3 separate regions of the Homo sapiens genome follow, and regions 1 and 3 are each linked to region 2. The links are chromatin loops, found by intact Hi-C in ENCODE. Cell type or tissue: heart right ventricle. All regions are shown on one strand. Links, peaks and the distances in the headings refer to the core of each region. The heading gives the core; the rest is flanking DNA.

The links. A loop is a pair of places that touch in the nucleus more often than their neighbours do. Peaks named below come from ENCODE experiments on the same cell type or tissue, not always from the same donor. Only the 100,000 strongest peaks of a DNase experiment are listed, where the experiment ranks them.
Region 1: it touches region 2 in a loop (3-fold over the local background); 71 of 110 quality-filtered maps call a loop at or near these places.
Region 3: a loop joins it to region 2, with 3 times the contacts of the local background. A loop is called at or near these places in 43 of 110 quality-filtered maps.

Annotation. Positions count from the first base shown.
Region 1 is chr1:42,169,505-42,177,571 of GRCh38, reverse strand. FOXJ3 (forkhead box J3) reads left to right here. Exons shown (of 13, transcript NM_014947.5): 13 at 1-1,024. Among named protein-coding and RNA genes, the nearest start is that of GUCA2A, 8.8 kb to the right of the region's middle. RefSeq lists enhancers at 3,838-4,465, 4,860-5,154 and a silencer at 4,292-4,509. In heart right ventricle, for the core only: CTCF peaks have their summits at 3,850 and 4,059 (motif pointing right); DNase peaks (open chromatin) are centred at 4,061 and 4,701; H3K27ac peaks cover 3,237 bases.
Region 2 is chr1:42,330,877-42,338,943 of GRCh38, reverse strand. FOXJ3 (forkhead box J3) reads left to right here and starts at 3,709. Exons shown (of 13, transcript NM_014947.5): 1 at 3,709-3,885. RefSeq lists a silencer at 3,673-4,192 and an enhancer at 3,777-4,734. In heart right ventricle, for the core only: CTCF peaks have their summits at 3,347 and 4,658; DNase peaks (open chromatin) are centred at 3,633, 4,093 and 4,393; H3K4me3 peaks cover 3,182 bases; H3K27ac peaks cover 3,436 bases.
Region 3 is chr1:42,754,799-42,761,395 of GRCh38, reverse strand. P3H1 (prolyl 3-hydroxylase 1) reads left to right here. Exons shown (of 15, transcript NM_022356.4): 3 at 2,006-2,195; 4 at 2,413-2,544; 5 at 3,474-3,613; 6 at 5,759-5,848; 7 at 6,179-6,231; 8 at 6,406-6,527. Among named protein-coding and RNA genes, the nearest start is that of P3H1, 8.9 kb to the left of the region's middle. In heart right ventricle, for the core only: CTCF peaks have their summits at 4,026 and 4,233 (motif pointing right); a DNase peak (open chromatin) is centred at 4,315.

The sequences.
Region 1 (8,067 bases), core at 1,442-6,441, 160 kb after region 2:
TTGCGCCTCTTAGAAGGATCAGAGGCAAGATGAGATGGCAGCCTGCAGAGTAAATGCTTGAAAAAAGAGGGGTGATTTTCAATGGTTTGCTTAAGTCACTGTTTTCTAGACACCAAAATAGCTGTTTTGAAACTGTTTTAATTGCTTGGGTAGCAATGTGCACTTTAAACAATTTGGATATTGGAATGCAGTCTCATACTGAGTGATTTGAGTAGAACCACTGATGATGATTTTATAAATTGTGTGAAGCGAATTTCCCATTTGGCAATCATTTACTGATTTGCAGTGATGAATATTTTTATGAGAATTTAAACTTAGCAAGAATGGCCATGGAGGCAAAGCCTTCACCCAGACCCATCCCACTCTCCTGTGATCCAGGTGGTCCAGGAGCCCAGGACAGGCCTTTTCTGTGGGCCCTGGCCAGACAGGGTTACCTGGTGAGGTGCAGAGAGTCCCTCTAGTGGCCATTTTGTATGGTAGTTGCTAATGCAGAACAAGTTCTGTCTTGGGCTTAAATTGACTGAAGACTTTAGGGGGAAAGAATAGTAAATGCATGTAAACAAATGGGGACACTCTGTTCAGGAGAATAATCCGACTGGCATTTGTGGCAGTTTTTGAAATGTAAATGTATTCATGTGTGTTCTTGTAAATACGTGTCGCTCAGATGTCCTTTGAAGTGGGAGGGAATCAATCCGGGGATAATTTCAAATGGAATAGAGTATTTTGATATTGTTCATTCAGAGGGTGATGTGTACATATCTATATTGTATATATGTGATGAAAATGCATTGGCTTTTTGTGCAGATACAACCTGCTCTCTGTACTGCTGTTGGACAGTCAGTGTTTTAATGTTTCTACAGTTTTGCTATTGCACGATTTCATATTTTGCCTCTATGATGAACGGCAACCATTATTTGTAACTGTTTAGTGCTGTAAAGAAATATTCCAAGTGTCATTAGGATTGTTGCTGCCAGAACTGATATGCATGAATGGCACTTAAAATAAATATATTATGTTAACTCTATTTACAACACTGATTGGTCTCCGTTGTTTGCTGTAATTGAAGAAGTGAGAATGGAGCTAGTCCAGGTGCAGAAACCCCACAGCCAGGACCCCAGAGTCCTTGGGGTCACTGAGATTGTGTCCTTTGCATTACTACCTGAGGACAGTAATTGCTGCCATTTAGTGAGCATCTTATTAGCTCCATGAACTTGGGGAAGTCACTGGATTTCCCTGGGCCTCATTTTCCTTATTTGCAGCGCCAGTACAATGAGGATAGTATCTGCCTCCTAGAGTTGTAGTGGGATTTACATAAATCAGTACATTTAAACATTTAGGACAGCACATGGGACATAAAGCATACTGGTACTCAGTATGTGCCAGGTGCTGTGCTAAGTAGATATTGTGGTCCTCCTTTTACCGACATGGGAACAGCTCAGATAGAGGTATAGAAACTTGTCTAGATTCTTCAGTTGGCAGGTGATAGAGCAGAGGTTTGAATCCAGGTCATTTGATTCCAGGCATCATGTTTTTTGCACAATCCTCTCATACTTACTGAGGGAATTCCCCTCTCCCTACCCCCTGCCCTTGCCCCATCTTGTCCCCAGCACTGCCTTCCCAGAGCTATTTCCAAAAGGTGAAAGTGGGGCTTTACATTTGCTGAGCACATATTCTGTGTTAAGCCCTCTCATGAGAAATCCAGAGATGAGGAAGCCGCAGTTCCTGCCTTTAGAGGGTGCAGACTTGCCCAGGACAGGTAGCAAATGCCAGCCCAGGGAGGCTATTCTGAAGGTATGCTCTGGTAAGGCAAGATTCTGGTGATGCGGAGTTAGGTCATACTGAGGATTGGGGCCGTGGTTTAGGAGAGGCTCCAGGTATGGGCTACCAAGTTGAGTCTTCAAAGGGTCCCAGACAGATGGGAGGAGGTATTGCCATTTATACCATTACCTTGGGCAAGGCATGGGAGCTACCTTAGCATGGGGGTTGTGGGTTGAGGCAAGAGAAGTGCAGGGCTGCTGGTCAAGAGCTGAGCGTAGCAATTCTGTGAGAAATGCTGTCCCCACTTCACTGATGTGGAAACAGGCCCGGAGAGGCTAAGCAACGGGCAGACCAGCCATGTGGCTGGAAGTGAGATTAACCTGGAGTCCCTCCCACTCTAGAAGGGGGACCTTTTCATCAATCCCATGATCTACCCAAAGCCTCAGGCTGCTGCTAACGTAACCCACACAATGCCACCAGAAACATCTTTGGCAGTTTTACAGATAGGGAAACAAGGCCCAGAAAAGTTAACCTGCCCAAATTCTCACAGCTAATAGAGGAGCTGGAATAATTCAGTCCAGACCTAACTCCAGAGTTCATTTCCTTTTACCTCACTGCTATCTAAAAAGAGGAATTTTCCCAAAGCCAAGGATAGTGACTATCCTCCGTGTGTGTGTCCATGTGTCCGTGTGTGTTCCTTGGAGGGAAAGCTGTGCTTCACTCCCATCACAGGTAAGCATTTGTCATTCGCGGTGCCTCTGAAGGACTGTAGTAAGGGCACCACTAAATGTAGTCACCTTGTGCTGATTCAGATGCAGCTGAAGTATACTTCTGCTGATCAAATGAAAAGGCGATTAAGATGCATGTGTAATTCTCAAGGTTTTAAGATACTACAGTGTGCAAAGGGCTGCTGTTTATAGATGTGACCCTTATCAGTTGGGTAAAGGAGTCCTGGAAAAACCATGTAAGCATCAGTTAACATTCACTGAAGGCTTGATAGCTTCTTGGCCTTTTGGCTAAGATCAAATGCATTGAAGGTTTGACTGCATTAAATGCCCTAGAATTACAGCACTATCCTAAAAGCTTCAAGCTGGAAGGGGCCTTAGAAATCAACTAACACAACCCCCACATTTTGTTGTTGGAGAACATTGAGACCCAGAGAGGGAAGGGTCTGCTCACGTTTCACACAGTTAGTTAGGGAAAATTTGGGGGAAGGGAATGAAAGTCATTTGTCTGGCAGCGATTTAAAATTCCTACACATACTGTCTTATTTGATTGCACAATAGTCTGATGATGTAGTACTGTTACTGCCCTCATTTTACAGAAGAAGAAACAGCTTTGGAGAGGTGAGACACAATGGAGTTGTATCATGAATGCGTTCAATCAAAGCATGTAAATTCAGTTGTATATACTTGGCCAAAGAGAGAAGGAATGGAAATTTTAAATAATGTAATGGTGGAGTATCCACCTGTGATGGACATGTGCCCCTGAGTGTGAGATGGAAGATTCAAATCTGAGTCTATAACTGGTATTTGCTTCCATGTACCTTCTGCGTGAGCATCTCATTACTGAGTCAATTCCGGTGGATAAAGAGACATGTGTTTCGTGCAGCATTGTCTTGGGTTCAAGCCAGCAGCTTCCTCCAATGCTCAAAGACAGACTTCAACCAAGAACTAGAAAAACTGGCCGGGTTGGGCTTATTGAGACATGTTTATCCACAAAAGTGCTGCCTTCCCAAAGGATTTTCAAGAGTGATTTTTGAGCTTACCTCCTTGGACTCTTCCCTTAATATATGTGACTAGTCAACATGTACAGAGCAGAGACTTGGTAGCTGACTGCGTCAGAACCAGAATTCAACCCTAGGTCAGGGCTTCAACCCCCAGCTCTCCTGCAGTACCCCTAAGCGATGCTGACCTCAGAAGTACAGAATTGGACAGCTACTCTTTATTAAAAGTTCCTGTTACTTAATATTACTTATCCTAAGCACCTGATGTGGATTATCATACTTACTCTTTGAAGTAACTGTGTGTAGTAGATACTCTTATTATCAACTTCATCTTGCAGAGCCACAGAAATGAAGTCCCTTGCCCAAGGTCATCCAGCTTGTAAGTGGCACAGGTAATAATAGCAACAGTAAAGCTGGGGTTTTGAACCTAGGCCATTCAGCTCCAATGTCTGCGCCATTCACCACCACATTGTGCTGTTTCAGGCCCTGTTCCCGGAGCGACCAGGCGGAGAATGAGGGCCTTAGAACAAAGCCAAAGCTACTTTGCAATTAGGCTGTAGTGAGTGCCTGTGGCCACTAGGGGGCGGGGCTGCCGGCTGTGCACCTTTCCTCTTTTGGAGGGTTTCCTTTACCCTTACTTAGGGCTGTGCTCCCTTTCTCTGCAGCCCCCAGATTTTGGTGCTCCTAAAGAAAGGTAGGGATTCCACTAGCCAGCCTTTAGAATCTGTGCTCCTCCTCTCCTGTGTCAGAGCTTGCTGGAGGAAGCCAAGGAGCCTGTCTAGTTCTCGGCCACATACTGCTGGGGCCCACTCTAGAGCTGCCTCTGAAGTCTGCTGCCCCGTCCCAGCCTCCTGGTGCCTATGGCTCCCCTGCTCCAGGACTCAGGTGGGAGAAGGTGCCCAGTGTCAGCCCCACACTCTGAGGCTCCTCAGGCTCTGCTCCTTCCTCTTCTGGGGCCAGCTAATGCTGGGGGCTGGCATGGTTTCTGCAAGCATACAGAGGGCTGTGGTCCAGCCAGCCATGCGCCTTGCCCACTGGGCAGCTACCCTTGCCACCCCCACCAGCCCTGCCTCTGAGCCGGAGCAGGCCTTGTCTCCACTTGTACACCAACTCCTGCGGCTGTCACAAACAACGATGGTTATTGCCACATTTGCCAGGTCCCTGCCTGGCACTGGACAGCGATTATCTGAGTGAGCATGCCCAGATGCCTTGTGAGGTTGGTGTCATTATCTTTTATGGCTGGACATTGCCAACTCAGAGAGGTGAAGTGATTTGCCCAAGGTCAAAGCCAGCGAGCGAGGCTGGCAAGAGGACAGGAACCCACATCTGCCCCAGGCGTGCCTGCTCTTCTGGAGGGCGTGCTGTCTCTTCCATAGCACTTCCCAGCTGCCCTGACCACCCTCTGGTCACCCTACCCCAGAGGCAGGCCTGAGCTGGCCTCATGGTAGACGGATGGCACCACTCTCACCCCGCATCCCCCAAAGGTCAGAGAGGCAACTTCCTGTCCCAGACAATGGCAATAAATATGTCCAAGGACACTTCCCAACCTTCCCATGCCTGAGTGACAGGCCTTCCTGGAACAGCCCTCTGTTTCCGTGTGACTGTGTGTGTGTGTGTGTGTGTGTGTGTGACCATATGTGAGCAAGGCCTTGTGTGCGTGTGCTCGTGTGCTTGTGTGAGCGTGTGAGTCTGTGGCTGAGCATGTGATACGTTGTAGCCTGTGTGATAGTGACTGGGACTTTGTGTATCTGTGTGTGCCCATAAAGGAGACAGGAGACAGGAAGATTGCTCCTCAAATTTGATGACTTGATAGCCACTCCCTCCTCCCACTAGGATAGGGGAATTTGCAGGAGGAGGGAGACGCTTGCCTGGATTGTAGCTGGGTTCACAGGCACTGTCAGGGTTAGACCTGTGGGTCTGATACACATTTTCTTATCACATCCCTGGCTTGTCCTTGTGGCTTTGAGGACTCCTCCCTCCGTTATCCCTTTGAGCTAGATCCCTGATCTATACCGGCTCCTGCCCCCAGGCATCCCCCCGCCTGCTGCCCTAAAGCTTTTACACCAGAAGTTGCTCCAAGAACAGCAGCTTAGCCTGCATGTTCCCTGCAGGTCCCATAGGCTAGCAAAATACTTGAGGCAATGGGAAGAATTCAGAGTTTGGAGTCAGAAGAAGCTAGAATTCTGTTTGGGTAAGACATTGCCCTCTCTGAGCCTCAGTTTGCTCATCTGTAAAATGGGGATGCAATACTTCACCTCAACGTGTTATTGAGACCATCAGTGAGGAGTCAGATGGCAAAAGCTGCCCTGGCACATATTAGGTTCCCAGGGGCGGTCTTCCCTTCTCTGTCTCCCTCCCTCTCCTCTCCATCTGTTGCCAAGTTGCCAAGACCAGTTGCTTTTCCTGCCATTCTATGCTTCCAATCCACCCCCTGCCCTTCTGGGGCACTGCCAGGGGTGGAACACAGACCTCTCCTGGACCCATGCAGCAGCCATCGCTAGACAGTCCACTTTTAACGCCAAGTGCCAGGGCACTCCTTCTGAATCATGACTCTTACCAAGGCCTCCCCTACTCTGAAAACTCTTGTAGCTCCCTGCTGTCACCAGGTGAAGGGCAAAACTCCTCAGCCCAGTGTGTGAAGCCGCCTTCTCTGGGCTGCTGGCCCATGAGTCCTTGAGACACCCTCTGCTTTCACCTCAGCCGCCCCCGCTTTGCCATTTATGCTTCCTGCTGCCAGGCCTTTGCCTCGCGGCTCTCCCCTCGATGGGTCCAAATCTTCCCATTGATCAAGACCTGTTGCAAATGCCACCTTGTCAGGTAAAGCATTCTCTGATCTGGTGCCAGGAGGACTGGTAGCCTCGGCTTGTTCCTCCCTCATCCCAGGGAGTCTGTACCCATGCCCTACCCTCCCTGTAGCCTGTGGGCTCTGCGAGCGTCTTCTATGGGGGCAGGTGGAGGGAGCTCCAGCTGTGCTCTCCTTCCCTGTCAGCCTTTGGGTGTGGGAGGTTGTCTTGGTGGCCAATGCCCAAAGCAGGCTGGGGGATGCGGGAGAAGGCTGCAGCTGCTGTCCCACTGAGGGGGAGCAGATGGTGAACGGAGTTTCTTCACCGCCTCTTCCTGGTGAGGCCACAGGGCCCTGAGATGACATCGCTGAGCAAACAGCCAGGCACGCCCCCTGCCCACTCCCCAGCTGCCCCCTGGAGCATCAAGGGAAAGAGCCGGGCCACCCAGGGCCTGGGGGTGGGGGAGAGATCCCTCCACCCTAGCCTGGACTTGGGCTTCAGCCAAAAGGCTTCCAATTCCAACTCAGCCATCCACTTTCTGTGTGACATTGAGCACTCTTTCTGAGAGCCTCAGTTTCATCCTCTAAGATGGACATCATTGACCTACCTCACAGGGTCTGACTCAGTGGCGACTCCTTTCTTTTTCCTTTTCCCTAGAAGGGGGCAAAAATGGGTGTTTGGGACCAGGAAGACAGTGCAGAGGAATGGGATGGACTCAATAGAACTTTAGGCTTTTCTTTGGCAGTTGAAAGAAATGGATTCTGTTCTGGGATTTCTAGCTACGTGACCACAGTTGCCACCCAGTCCACCTGGCAATGAGTCTGAAGTATTGTGCTTTCCTCTAGGCTGAGGTAGTCGCATGCTTGTGTCCACACTTATGCTCTCTGTTGGTCGGGTACCCTTGTGCAGTGCACAACCAATACAACTGTACACAGCATCCCTGTATGCACCTTTGGGAAAATTATACTTTCTTAACCTCTCTGAGCTTCAGTTTACCCATGTATAAAATAGGGTTATGTAGTTATTTCTTAGGTGTTTCCAGTGCTGTCAGGAGGTTCACATATATTGTAATGTCTGCCTCAGGCAGTTCTGGATTCTTATAGGAACCAGAGATTGTTACACCCTCCAAGACACATTTACAAGCAGGTTGGAGAGGCTGTGTATTGTGGACCACACCCCTTTCAAGGTTACACAGATCTGTATTGGAGTCTTCAGGTTCCCACCTGGGCTCTGTTCCAGGCCTTCCTGCTGAGGTCCGATTAGGCCTCTGGGCCTGTGGGAATGGGGGGACTGAGGCTTAATGGTCCCAATTTTAATGTGCACACAGGAGCCATGATAAGATCACCTAGACACAAGAATCAAACATCAGCATCTTCACAGAGACTGGAGGGCTGCCCCAACAGCAGGGCAGAACCTCTGCAGCTTCTGGAAGTGGGTGAGGGGTGGCGGGGCTTTAGGGAGCAAGACTGGCTTCCACACTTGTAAAGCACTTGGCCAGAGCCTGGCACAGGGTGAGTCTTGACAAATATTAGCTGCTGTCATTAATGTGATGATCATTGCAAACATTACAACCTGCCTCATTCTTTAAAGACTCAGTGGTACCTACTAAGTGCCAGGCCTTGTATGAGTACAGGGCCTCAGTTGAGTAGGACACAGTCTCTGCTTTCAAGCAGCTCCCAGGGCAGTAGGCTAGACAGACAATTTGCTAAGTTTTGTGATGGCAAAGGTGTAGGAGGCTGGTGGAGCTCAGAGGAGTAGAAATGGTCTTAACTCGGGCTTGCCAGGGCTGGGGTCAGTTAG
Region 2 (8,067 bases), core at 1,697-6,696:
CTGTGTCTTTTAAGGATCTGTCCCTTGAGCTGGATAATATCTCCTCTTTGAAGGCTATCCTGCTCTGCACCCTCCCTTCTAGTCCACTCCCGTCTCCCAAGACAGTCAACTACTATACTCTTTTCTGTGCTGACACTGGGACCTTATAAATAATAACAGCTGTCTTGGGGACCTTTATTTTTGGCAGCCTGTGCATGGTCTCTTTTGCTACATAGCTATGATTATTGTTCCCATATTATAGGCAGGGAAACAGAGGCTAAGAGAAACTAAATAACTGATGTAGGCACAAAGGAAGTAAGCTATGGAATATTAGACTTGAATCTAGGTCTGCCTTCTCAATCTAGGCTTTAAGCTTTTCCTCCTCACAATGTTCCAGAATTCCCCCTGCTGCTTTGGCCATCCTAGCTTTTTATTTATTTTTTATTTTTCTTAGAGTCAGGGTGTCACTTTGTTGCCCAGGTTGGTCTCAACCTCATGAGCTCAAGTGATCCTCCCACCTGGGCCTCCCAAAGTGCTGGGATTACAGGCGTTAGCCACCATGCCCGGCCTGCTTTATTCTTTCTTTCTTTCTTTTTTTCTTTTTTTTTTTTTTGAGGAGAGATACTCCTCCACTTTTTTAAATCTATATATTTAAGGTACACAACATGATGTTATGGGATAGTCAAAAAGTCACTATAGTGAAGCAAATTAACAGAGCCATCATCTCACACAGTTATCCATTTTTTTTGTTTATTGTGGCAAGAGAAGCTAAAATCTACTCATTTAGTATGAATCCCATATGTAATAAATTTTATTGCCCCTCCACCTTTTAATACCCTGGGACTCATACTTCTTTCCTTCCCAAAGGCTGCTGATCCCCACCTTCCCACCTCATTCTGGCAGCTATCCACCTCTGTTCTCTCTCCAGCCCTATCCCATATTAGCTCAGGATGAGCACTTCAGGGAAGTGCCTTAGAATTCCAGACAAGTGAGAGAAGCGGAGCTGCCCAACACTTGTAAGAGGTGGTGCTAAACAGGAGTTCAAGACAAGTCTGAGCAACATAGTGAGATCCCATTTCTATAAAGTTAAAAAATTTTTATAAAGGAAGAAAACCCCAAAAGCTCCAGACTTGGAGCTAAGTCTAGTTTCTCTCTCTTTTTTTTTTTTTAAAGACAGGGTCTCACTCTGTTACCCAGGCTGGAGTGCAGTGGCGCAGTCACAACTCACTGCAGCCTTGACCTCTTGGGCCCAATCCTCCCATCTCAGCCTCCCACATAGCTGGGACCAAGGATGCACACCACCCTGCCGGCTAATTTTTTTATTTTTGTAGAGACAGTCTCCTTATGTTGCCCAGGCTAGTCTTGAACTCTTGTGCTCACGCAATCTTCCGCCTCTGCCTAAGTGTTGGGAGACCATAGACAGACTGTACGTTATTTATTTTTTAGAGATGGGGGCTTGCTGTGTTGCCCGGGCTGCACTTGAACTCCTGGGCTCAAGTGATCCTATCCTCCTGCCTCAGCCTCCTTAATAACTGGGATTACAGTCAAGCGCCACTGTGCCCGGCTGAGACTGCATCTTATTTATCTTACTCATTGCTACTATCTAGTTCAAGCCATCATTCTGTACCTGGGTAATGGAGCCTCTGGCTTCCACCATTGTCCTCTTAGTTCTGCTCTTAGCACGGCGGCCAGAGTGATCTTTTGAAAGCACGAGTCAGATCCTATCACTCCTCTGTTCAAAGCCCAGCAGTGGTTCTGTTTCAGCCAAGATTCCTACAGCTCCCTACTTGAGACCCCTCTCTCTGATCTTATCTCCTCATTAGGCTCCCATTTGCTCACGGCTCCAACCGTCCTGGCCTTCTCATTATTTTTAACACTTCCCGAGGCTTTTGTCTCCAGGCCTTTCCACCAGCTAGCTGTTCCTTCTGCCTGGGACACTCTTCCCCAGACAACTGCATGGCTGACTCCCTCAGCTCTTTCAGGTCTCCGATTTAAAGTCATTTTATAAATGAGGCCCATGCTGACGGCTCTATTTAAAATTGCAGGCCAGGCGCGGTGGCTCAGGCCTGTAATGCCAGCACTTTGGGAGGCCGAAGAGCGCGGATCACTTTTGAGTTCGGGAGTTTGAGACCAGCCTGGCCAACATGGTGAAACCCCATCTCTACTAAAAATACAAAAATTAGCCGGGTGTGGTAGCGCGCGCCTGTAATCCCAGCTACTTAGGAGGCTGAGGCAGGAGAATCACTTGAACCCGGGAGTTGCAGTGAGCTGAGATCGCGCCACTGCACTCCAGCCTGGGCGGGAGAGCAGGATTCCCTCTTAAAAAAAAATTGCAAACCCCCTTCCTCCAGTTTTCCTCATACCCCTTACCCTGGTGTATTTTTTTTTCCCCATATGCCTTCTAACATATTACATAATTCTCTTACATTTATCATCTTTCTCCTTATATTAGAATGAAAGCTCCAACAGGGAAGGGTATTTGTTTTCTCTCTCTCTTCTGTTTACTGATACATCCCAAGCACTAAAATAGTGTCTGGCAACCTTAGTAGTGATTGGCAAATATTTGTTGAGTGAATGAGTACATGAATCTTCAGAATCTTGCTAGTCTTATAAAGAAAAGGAATATGTGAATACTTTGAATCTCCAGTGCCTAGAAATGCTTGACCAAACGGCAGGTGTTCAATGTTTACTGAAGGAATTGTGTGCTCAGATCTGCTGGAGGTCTTTATCTGAACCCTTTGAGACTATGTCAAAAAAGTACCCAGGGCCAATTCACTCATGCCTCTCCTTTTCCTCTCATCCAATCAGCCTAGTATTCATCTAACAAATATCTAAGTCTCCAAATATTGAGCCACCCATTGTGAGTTCAAAAGCGTGTTTGGCGCTGCAGGGGAATATGTGACTAACGCGAATGAAGCAACAGCAAATACTACACTGGAATGTAATTAAGTGTGAAATTATAGGGCAGATTATCAGTGCTAATAGTTTAGAGAAAGAATCAGTGAAGACTGACGTAGAAGTAAATTCCAAAGTTCACTCGTCGACCAAACTACCCTTCTAAACGCTCCACCTACTGATAGTAGTACCATAACCTGGGTAGCTACCTTGAGAATTAGAAGGGCCTTTAGAGGTCCAACTCCTTTAAGAAAGAAAGAAAGACCAGGCACGGGAAAGGCCTCCGCAGACATGAGTCTAGCACCTGGGACTCATGAAGTTCTGAAAAGAGGGGTGTCCTGAAGGTCCAAGGCGCCTTTGTTGGGGGTCCCGGAATCCGCGGTGTGCCAGGTCGGAAAAGGCGTCCGCTTTCCTGGAGAGGAGGCTAAGGTGCCGGGCGCTTCGGTGAGGTGGCGGATGTTGGGGGGCGGGGGAGGGCAGAAGGCACCATTCCTTCGGGGCATGGGGCCCCAGGTATCCGTGGGCAGGGTCCAAAGCCACCGATCCCTACTGTCCTCAACTGCGGGGTTGCCTCCGCCGCCTTTGCTCCCAGACGCCACTCCGAGGCACAAGGACCCCAAGTCGCTCGGAACTGCCGGCCGCTAGATGACACCGGCTGCGCCGATGCAGAGCCTCGGGAGTCTCAGGGCACTACTTGTCCCAGCGGAGGGATCCTGCGTGCGTCGAAGCGACCGTGACCGCGCAGGGACTTGACGCCGCTGACGCCGGGCCGGCGGCGCAGCGACGCCGCAGGAGGCGGTGGCGGCGAGGGCGGGCGGGGGATGCGGGTCGGGAAGTAGTTCCGGGTGCGCGGCCCCGGATGTTGGCTGCTCTTGCTGCCGCCGCCGCTCTCGGGGCTGCTCGGGGCCTCGACCGCTCGCAGTAGGCACCGTTGGGACCTTTCCCGGGGGGGCGGAGACGCACGGAGCGGCCGGGGGCTCGGCCGGGCCGTCCCGGCCTGCGCAGCCTGAGGTAAGTGCCCCCCGCCAGGGCGGCCGGGCCTGGGCGGCGGGCGAGGAGGCGGGGCTGTGGCATCTCCCGGGACGGAGGCAGGGGCTGTCCTCCGCGAGACGCCCTCTCTCTTCCAGCCGCAGCCGCGTTGCGGGGTGGGCGGCGGGTGGGGCAGGGGGCCTGGGCCCCGGCTGGGGCCTGGCGGACGCCGAGGGCTGGGTCCTTCCCTCCCCCGCGGCGCTTCTCAGCTGCTGCTGCCCCTCAGCTGGGAAGCAGCGGCTTCGCGTCTCCCGCCCCTCCCCCAGGCGGGGCACCGGGGAACCAGACGTGGATCCCGGGGGCGCCTAGTCCGAGGGCAGCGACCGTCTCCTTCCCTCCATGACCTGTCCCTTGGCCTGGGCTAGCCCCCGACCCCGGCACTCTGCGGCTTCTTCCCTTTAAGCTTGGGGGCGCTTTTCTGCCGGCAGGGCGGGCTGTACCTCACGCCTTGGAGTGGCCCTTTGGGGAGAGGAGGCCCATGCGAGGGTGCTTGCGTTCCCGCCCATCCTGTGTCTGTGTCCTTTGCTGGGATTAGGGCAAAGGCAGCCGTTCCATGCGGACGTGTTGCTGTCCTGTGTGTGTTGCATCCTGCCCACGTGGTAGAGTGTCTCCCGCCCCCCCTCCCAGCTCCATTTTTGCAGCTGGTGAGGAGGGAGGTTAACGGGATGGTTTTTCCTCTGTGATTTCCTCCGGGTGGCGTGGAAGGTGTTAGGGTCAGTTTGCTTTGCCGAGGCCGGCTGTTGGTTAGATGAAGAATCGAGAGTTGTACTCTGAAATTGAGGCCAGTAGGGGACATAACAGGGCTTAGTTTCATTAACATCTTTTTTCCTCTTCCATTAGCTGCTCTTATTCTTTTCTCTGTTGCTTAATTATAGAGAATAAGCGCTTGCTACCGATGCATTCAGGTGTATAGTTTTCATTTCTCTGTTTTACTTTTTGTGTGTCTGGTTAGCAAAGGTTTTACTATTCCGTGTTGGTGCATTCCACGTCTGTGTTGTCCCTGGTTGGATTCCTGAATGAGTTAGAGCCATTCACTCTAATTCCTGAAGGAGTTAGAGATTGGTGGGCACCTTTTTGGTCTTTTTCTGAGATTTATTTGTGTGTGTTTTCTTCCTTCTATTTTGTTTCCCAGTGAAAAAGCGTGATGTCATAGGAGCGTTATATGCATAGCTCTTTTTCTCACAAGGCAGCACTAGTTTCACCTAGTCACTTATTTTGTAGAAGCTCTTTTACTTCACTTTTCCTCTTACTCTGTTGAGTACCCATTGCACACTCTTTTTTTGAAACTGGTTTGAAACATGGTTTGAGTAGTTTTTTTCTTAATGTCTCTTCCAGATTAGGGTTTCCATCTTCTGTTTTGCTGTTTTGAGACCACAGATTGTTCCCGCAATAACAGTGAGAGAAGCCTATTCCTCCTGGTCCCTAGCAAATATTTATAGAAAAGCAGTAACTCCTCTCTTTTTCTGAGTGGTATATATTATATAGACGTGATTAAGTTTTTTAGTTTCTTAGATAAATAGGAGGATTTCTCTTTTTGCTTTTGTGTCTCAGAATTGAGGTGAATCTTCTTGGTTTTGTGCTGCCGAGGACAAAACTGGGAAGTTTCTCATGCTTTCATTAGATTTTTTTTGGATGAGGCTAGAACGTGTTTATTTTGGCTCTTTTTTGTTCATTAGTTTGGGTAAAATAAAAAAACTTAATGTTTCAAAGTCACTTACTAGATTCCAAAGTGGCCTGCATTCTCACTTTTTCACATTGTACATTCTTTGAGTATATTTTTGACATTTTTTTCCTTTTATCTGGTACAGTTCGTATATTCCCTTTCCTTCTATGTAGAATGAAAATATTTAAATATAGATTTTAGATTATATTTTTTCATTATGCTAAGTATGGGTGGGGCAGTGGAAAATGGAGAATGTTGTTCTGATACATACTGAGGCTTTTTGTTTTTTTTTGGTAAGTCAGCATTTGTGTACTTCTGTAAAGTACCGAGTTATCTATGTGTGAAGTCTGTATGAAGAGACGAATAAGATACGTGGTCTCTTGGAAAGCTTCAACTTATATCGAAAGAACAGAGTTTCTTTTTCTGTTCGGGAAACATGTACATCATTCAGAATTATCAAACTGCATCAAACTTCTCCTTGGGATAACAGTACAACCAAGGTCAAAAGTGTAAGGGACATTTGAGAAAGATACAAATTTCCAAAGGGAAAGAGGTGTATTTCAGGAGAGTGAAGGGGCCTGTGCAAAGCGAGAGAAGTGGCAATGTACAAATGATATCAAGGAGCTTGACTGTCAGATCATCTGTGTTGGTGAATAATAATAAATGAGTTTAGGATTGGTGAGGGGGTATTGATGGAGGATCTTTCAAGGATAGAGGGTTTAGTTTGATAGGGTACCACAATGGGTTCTAAAGAATGAGAGTAAGATGATGCATCTTGTTCCTGAGGAAGGTTTTTGTTTCAGCTGAGTGTCCTGGGAGTGGAGAGACTGATTAGAGTGCTTATGGAGAATTTTAGGAATAAGCTGATGAGGGTCTGATATAAGATAGTGGTTGTAGGAATAAAATAATAGCTAACATTTACTTACTGTATGACAGGTATTCTAAGCGCCTACGTTTGTTTAATTCATTAAATCTTCATAATAAGGTATTAAAATCAGAAGGGACTTTGGGCAAGTTGCTTAACCTTATGCATGTAATTATTCCCATATACAATGAACGGTTAGATGAAAGGTAGATTTTGCACTGACCAGGGATATAGATGCTAGTAAAACACATCAGTAGATGTGTGTTGGGAGGGTAGTAGTATAATGAAGAAAGAGCTTTGAGGTTTGGAATTTTGGGTCTTGAAATAGGCTAATAGCATTCTGAGAAGAACCAGAAAGTGCATCATTTCCAGGATAGGAAGATTTTCTACAAGGGCAGGGTGTTGACAGTTTCAAATGCGGTGTAGAAGTTCAGAAACAGTGACTACAATGAAAAGACAATTGAATTAAAGCAGAAGAGATAATTTGTAAACTTAGAGAGAAAATTGAAAGGAGGGGTAAGAATAGATGCCAGATTTGTTTTTCACAGGATTTGTAGAGACATTAGTATCTGATATGGTAATTATTAGTATTTCCTTAAAAAAAGAAACAAACTTATGTTCCAAAGCCAGTGATTTTATACTTTAACGCTTCTCTCCTTAAACTTTTATTCTTTTTTTTTTTTAAAAAAGCTTTCTTGAAGTATAATTCACATACCATTTCATTCACACATTTAAAGTATACAAGTCAGTGGTTTTTAGTGTATTCACAGAGTTGTGCAACCATCACCACAGTCATTTTTAGGACAGCATTTCAAAAAAAAGCCTTGTACCCATTGGCAGTCACTCCCCGTACCCTCACCTCCAGGCAGCCACTAATGTACTTACAATCTTGTAGAGATGTTGATAATTCCAAATGCCTGTTGTGGGCATTTCATACAACATACGGTCTTTTGTGTCTGACTTCTTTCACTTGCATATGTTTCAAGGCCCATCCATGTAGCATGTATCAGTATTTCATTCCTTTTTATTGCCAAATAATATTCCACTGTATGTATATACTACGTTGATAGCCATTGCTTTAGTTGATGGACATTTGAGTTTCTTATTCTTTCATTATTATTATTATTATTTGAGACAGAGTTTCTCTCTGTCGCCTAGGCTGGAGTGCAGTGGCGCCATCTCGGCTCGCTGCAACCTCTGCCTCCCAGGTTCAAGCGATTCTCCCACCTCACCCTCCACAGTAGCTGGGATTACAGGCGTGCACCACCATGCCCCGCTAATTTCTGCGTTTTTAGTGGAGACGAGGTTTCACCATGTTGGCCAGGCTGGTCTTTGAACTCCTGACCTCAAGTGGTCTGCCTGCCTCGGCCTCCCAAAGTGCTGAGACTACAGGTGTAAGCCACCGCGCCTGGTCAAGTTTCTTAATTCTTTTAAACTCCTCCCCATTTTCATTGAATCTTCACCCTGCCAACCCCTCACATGGCCTTCTTTTAGATTATAACCTCTGCCATGCATTTTGCTAAGCATTGGGGATATAAAGATGAATAAGACATGGCCCTTGAACATTCATATAGTGTTTTATTGGTTTATATACATTTTCTCATACATTCTCTAATTTGATCTCAACAACCCTGTG
Region 3 (6,597 bases), core at 1,598-6,597, 420 kb before region 2:
GTTTAGCAGGAAAAGTTCCAAAGGAGGGACTGTCTGTGATGATATAGCATTTTATAGAGAGTTTATGGTTCCTTACATTTTAATTATAAAATAGGAATGTTAGAAACAATATAAGAATGACTTATAGGCCAGGCGCAGTGGCTAACACCTGTAATCCCAGCACTTTGGGAGGCCGAGGTGGGTGGATCACTTAAGGTCAGGAGTTTGAGACCAGCCTGGCCAATATGGTGAAACCCCATCTCTACTAAAAATACAAAAATTAGCCAGGCATGGTGGCATGCACCCGTAATCCCAGCTACTCGACATGGAGGCAGGAGAATAGCTTGAACCTGGAAGGTGGAGGTTGCAGTGAGCCAAGATTGTGCCACTGCACTCCAGCCTGGGTGACAGAGCAACAGTCAAAAAAAAAAAAAAAAAAAGAATGACTTTTAAAAGTAAGTTGTGGCCAGGTGCAGTGGGTCACACCTGTCATCCCAGCACTTTGGAAGGCCAAGGCGGGCGGATCACAAGGTCAGGAGATTGAGACCGTCCTGCCTAACATGGTGAATCCCTGTCTCTACTAAAAATACAAAAATTAGCTGAGCGTGGTGGTGTGTGCCTGTATTCCCAGCTACTCAGGAGCCTGAGGCAGAAGAATCGCTTGAACCCAGGAGGCGGAGGTTGCAGTGAGCCGAGATTGTGCCACTGCACTCCAGCCTGGGTGACAGAGCGAGACTCCATCACACACACAAAAAAAAGTAAGTTGTGTTGGCCGGGCGTGGTGGCTCATGCCTGTAATCCCAGAATTTTGGGAGGCCGAGGTGAGTGGATCACTTGAGGCCAGAAGTTCAAGACCAGCCTGGCCAACATGGTGAAATCCTGTCTCTACTAAAAATACAAAAATTAACCAGGTGTGGTGGTGTATGTCTGTAATCCCAGCTTCTCAGGAGGCTGAGGCGCTAGAATCACTTGAACCCAGGAGGTGGAGGTTACAGTGAGCTGAGATCATGCCACTGCCCTCCAGCCTGGGCTGTCTGTCTCAAAAAAAAACTCTGTCTCAAAACAAAACAAAACAAAAAGTAAGTTGTGTTTATTTGAAAACTGTTAGCCCTACAAAAAAGTGCAAGAACCTAGGCCAGGCACGGTGGCTCATGCCTGTAATCCCAGCACTTCGGGAGGCCGAGGCGGGCAGATCACCTGAGGTCAGCAGTTCAAGACCAGCCAGACCAACATGACAAAACCCCATCTCTACTAAAAACACAAAATTAGCCAGGCGTGGTGGCGCATACCTGTAATCCCAGCTACTCTGGAGGCTGAGGCAGGAGAATTGCTTGAACCCTGGAGGCGGATGTTGCAGTGAGCCAAGATCGCACTATTGCACTCTAGCCTGGGCAACAAGAGTGAAACTCCGACTCAAAAAAAAAAAAAAAAAAAAGTGCAAGAATCTGTCACTAATGGGGGGGGAAGAAAAGTACAAGAAAATCATAATGAACTCCTAGATATCTTTCATCTAGATTAAGAGTTAAATGTTTTTTGGCCAGGCACAGTGGCTCACACCTGTAATCCCAGCACTTTAGGAGGCCGAGTTGGGAGGATTGCTTGAGGTTAGGAGTTGGAGACCAGCCTGGCCAACATGGTGAAACCCCGTCTTTACTAAAATACAAAAATTAGCTGGGCACAATGTAATCCCAGCTACTAGGGAGGCTGAGGCAAGAGAATCACTTGAACCCAGGAGGTGGAGGTTGCAGTGAGCTGAGATTGTGCCACTGCAGTCCAGCCTGGGCAACAGAGTGAGACTCTGTCTCAAAAAAAGAAAAAAAGAGCTAAATGTTTTTAAATTTCCAGAGCTAAATATTTTGTAAAGACCATTTACAAAAGGCCTTCATTTTATAGTGGTACCCAGGTCACCCCTTTCCATCCATAACCTGAGGAACAGGAAATTAGGACCCCTGTGAAGGTGGCTGAGGGCAAGGAGAGAGGGTTCCTCCTCTGTGGCCTGCATTTGAGTGCTCCTTCTTCCCAGTAGCAAGAATTTCGACTGGGAGTGCGACTCTACTCAGAGGAACAGCCACAGGAAGCTGTGCCCCACCTAGAGGCGGCGCTGCAAGAATACTTTGTGGCCTATGAGGAGTGCCGTGCCCTCTGCGAAGGGCCCTATGACTACGATGGCTACAACTACCTTGAGTACAACGCTGACCTCTTCCAGGCCATCACAGGTGCGTGCAGTTCAGAGCCAGACCTTCAGCCAGGCCTCCTGGGACTCTAAGGTCACCATCTGATAATATAAATGGGGACTCTTCACCCTCATTCCTCAATTTATTAAATCTGAGAAGCTGATGAAAAATTGCTTCCATTTGAATTTGTTCATCTTAACCAGAATTTGAGTTCTAAAGAGTGACCTCATAGTTATTCCTTCTGTTTGATTCCTTTCAGATCATTACATCCAGGTCCTCAACTGTAAGCAGAACTGTGTCACGGAGCTTGCTTCCCACCCAAGTCGAGAGAAGCCCTTTGAAGACTTCCTCCCATCGCATTATAATTATCTGCAGTTTGCCTACTATAACAGTAAGGCCTACTTTCCTTCCTCTTTCTCTGCTGGCTAACTAAGAAGCTAAAGGCAAGGTGGGCAGGGATTACAGCCACTTACTTCCTCAAGGTGTTTGGCTTATTTCAGTAGCTATGGGAGGCACCATGCCAAGTGATCCCTGGGTAGTTTGTTATAAACAACTGGCCTAGGAAGCCAATACCAGCAACCCAAAAAGCTGGGGGAGGGAGACTTAGGACCTCATCTCTTGTCCCTTCTATAACTTGTAATCTATTTTTGCTTTTGAATTAAAGTTAATAGCAAAATAAGGGTATGCCACAGTTTAAACTAGCTCAGAGGACATTTGCTAGCCCTCTCCCTGGTATAGCACTGATGCTTTTGTGGGGCTGCCAATTAATACCCAGAAAACCAACTCTTTGCAGAGTCCCTACTGTGTGCTAAGCATTACAAACATATTGATGAGTGTACAATATTTACAGTTGAGTTGAGATGACTAACAAATATCAACAAGAACTATTTTGCCAAAGAGACAATCTGCTATTGTAATCTTCCTTGTCTTCTGAAAATCTATAGAAAAAAGAAGGTAGGAAGACAGGGAAATTGATCTAATGATTGAGTGTATTGAGGCAAAATATTAAGGAGTATTGGAATTATTTGTGAATCTTAAAAGATGTGGGCATGCAGAGAATTCTGATTCTTTTCTGTTTCATTGTTAGGCAGCCCTGAGGACATTGACCACCTCACCTTAAAATTAATCACACATTCTATGTGTATTACTTAACTCCTGCCCCTGAAATCAGGCCATCATGTTAAGTAGCAGGCACCAGCTTGTCATGCTGCCATTGCCTCAAGCTTTGTGGAGACTGAACACTAAGTGGTCCCTGGTGCTAGGATTTTATCCTTTCCTTTTGACTCTTTCCTCTCAGCCATTCTTCTTTCCACTTTGCAGTTGGGAATTATACACAGGCTGTTGAATGTGCCAAGACCTATCTTCTCTTCTTCCCCAATGACGAGGTGATGAACCAAAATTTGGCCTATTATGCAGCTATGCTTGGAGAAGAACACACCAGATCCATCGGCCCCCGTGAGGTGAGAGACTTCCTTCTGTTATGACAGCTGCCAGCTGAACTCAGACCTGAGGGCGGAAGAGTGGGGTAGCAGAGGGGAGTAGGCGCTGTGCGTGCAGGGCAGGGGCCAGATGTCAGTGTTGGGGCCAGATGTGAGTTCAGTCACTCGGCTTGTTATTCAGAGGAGAAGGGAGCACAGGGAGGGAGTGTGGGGAGTACACAGGAGCCTCAATTAGCGTTATCTGGGCCCAGAAGTCTATTCTCTGAGTCCCGCAGAACTGCGCGGTGAGCATATTCTTTCCCCTCTTGGCACCCCTAACTTGGACACTCGATATTATTTGGCCAAGAGCTATCATTTTTCACTTAATACTGGTTGTTTTTTTTCTGCTCACCTGTTTTCTGTCTCCATTTTCTTTCCCATCTCTTCTTCTTCCTGCCATTGTTTGTTCTCTCCCATCTTTCAGCATTTTCCCTGTCTCTCTCCAAAACCAGGAGAAATATCTGTATAACACAAAGACTGCTGCGCTGAAAGGAGACACCCAGGCTCTTCTTCCGAGCTCTGGAGTCTGAGAGCCTCCAGTAGAAACAGCCTCTTGCTGCCCCTCCTGTGTGGGTTGTCATTGTAGTTGTCCTCTTTAGCCACTAGATGGTGACCATCTGGCTTTAAGATGGCACTTCCGGTCTCTTTTGTCTTGTTTGGTTAATACCTTTTCCCTGCCTTCCTTATGGCCATTAAGGGGAGTCTGAGGGGAGTGAGGGGAAATAAACCCACGTGGCCAATCTAGCATTTTTAACTAGAAGTCCCCTTTTGGAAAGAAGGCAACTAACATTTGTTGAGCCGCTGTCCAGGCGAAGCTCTGTGCGGGGTGGGCTGTATCCATCATCTCATTTAATCATCACAGCCACCCTGCAAGGTTGGCACTCTTCTTCCCACTTTAGGGATGAGGACTGTTAGCATCTGAGAGATGAAGTAACTTGTGCAGTGGCTTGTGGCCAGTCAGTGGTGACCGGAATCTGTTCCCTGCTTGGACCCAGTGCAGGCACAGCTCCAGACACATGGCTGACACTCAGTAAATCAGCATCGAATGAATAAAGATGGAAGTGGGGTTTGCTTCATAGCAGCCTTATAGGGTCATTGGAGAGGGTTAAATGAGATAACATAGCATTTGGTGACAGAAGCCAGTAATGTAAACTCCTGAAGAGAAAACGTCTCTCTTCCTCTTAGGTAAATATAGTAGATGACATAGGATTCATTGACTCCTTTAATTCCTCCTTGAACTGCCTCATGTTTTATTTCAACTGATGTCTCCTTTTTCTCTTCCTTCCTCCTCCTGCTGCTTGGAGATTAGCAGGGCACCTAGGGAAAGATGTGACCCCGGAAAGTACTCAGTTTCCCTGCCCTGGGTAAGCCTTGCCTGGGAGTCCATGTGGGAAGCCCAGAGTGCCAGGCCCTCCCCTTTAGCTGCTTATCCTCAGGGAGGGGTGTGGTCTGGTTAGGGTCTGAGAGGAGGCAGGTGGCAGAGCAGAAAGCACATGGGCTTTAGGACTGTAAAGACCCGGCTTTATCTGTCCAAATGCACATTCTGCTATGAAAAAAAAGAAAAAGATAACAGAAGACCTGGGTTTGACTGTAGGTCGCTGCTCTCCCATGTCCTGTAGTGTCACCTTAGACAGTGGTACATCTCCTCTGTGCCTCAGATGCTTCCTCTGTAGAATGAGCATACTAGTATCAACCTCAGATGTGGCTATAAAAGATCAAATGAATAACATGTCAGTTGCCTAATGCCTGATTCCTTTTCCTGCTTTGTGGACTCCTGTAGAAGTCAAGAAGGAATTCTCCTTCTTTGAAGAATATTTCCACTTTTGAGAATCATCAGATTATCTGTCCTAGAGACTAATGGGGGTTGGGATGGGGGAGGAGCAGGGCTTTTTCCCTTAAGGAAAGCCTGGTTATTCCAGTACCTCAGAGGTACTGTTGCTTGTGCCAGGCAGAGGACACAGAAATTAGACTTTTGTCTCAAACTGGGGAACAGACAGAGAGCATTGGTAGGGAGAGGAGGCCTCAGGTCACATGGGAGCATCAGTGTGGGGTGCCAGGGAGGGGAACTCCCAGAGGTTAAAAGACAGGGCTGAGTTCTGGGGGATTTGTTTGCTTTTTTACCCTCAGAGTGCCAAGGAGTACCGACAGCGAAGCCTACTGGAAAAAGAACTGCTTTTCTTCGCTTATGATGTTTTTGGAATTCCCTTTGTGGATCCGGTGAGCTAGGGTACAGGAGCCGGAAGGGAGCGGGGAAAGAGTGAGCAGGAGAGATGAATGGGGAGGAGGGGAACACTGTGCGATTCTGAGAGAAAACTTGCTGGAGGCTGAGCCTAGCCTGGGATCTGTGCAAGGCAGGGATGAGAGACAGATGAAAGGGGAACACTGGGCAGCTAGAAGGGACTTAGATGTGGAAACCTCCCATTTTGTCTCCTGAAAGGAAGAGGGTGATAAGCTGGATTACTCCTGTGGGCCTTATTTTATGCATTGAGACACCTGGAAGATTAAGTAGATCATCTTACCTTTTTCATTTCTTCCTGACCTACTTAGGATTCATGGACTCCAGAAGAAGTGATTCCCAAGAGATTGCAAGAGAAACAGAAGTGAGGACCTTGAAGAAACTGCATGGTTGGATCAGTCTGATGAAGCACTTGAGGCTTCCTGAGCCCAGGCAGATGTGAACTCCTGGCAAGGGGTGGGCAGGTCCAGTTTGGGAAGTCGGGGTGGAGCCCAGGGCTGGCCCTGGAATGCAGTCCTCAGAGCGGCTGTGCTCATAGGTCAGAACGGGAAACAGCCGTACGCATCTCCCAGGAGATTGGGAACCTTATGAAGGAAATCGAGACCCTTGTGGAAGAGAAGACCAAGGAGTCACTGGATGTGAGCAGACTGACCCGGGAAGGTGAGAGGACAGAAATAGGGGCATGTCTGGCTGTTGTCAGGGAGCCAGGCAGGTCACCCCACATTTGCCA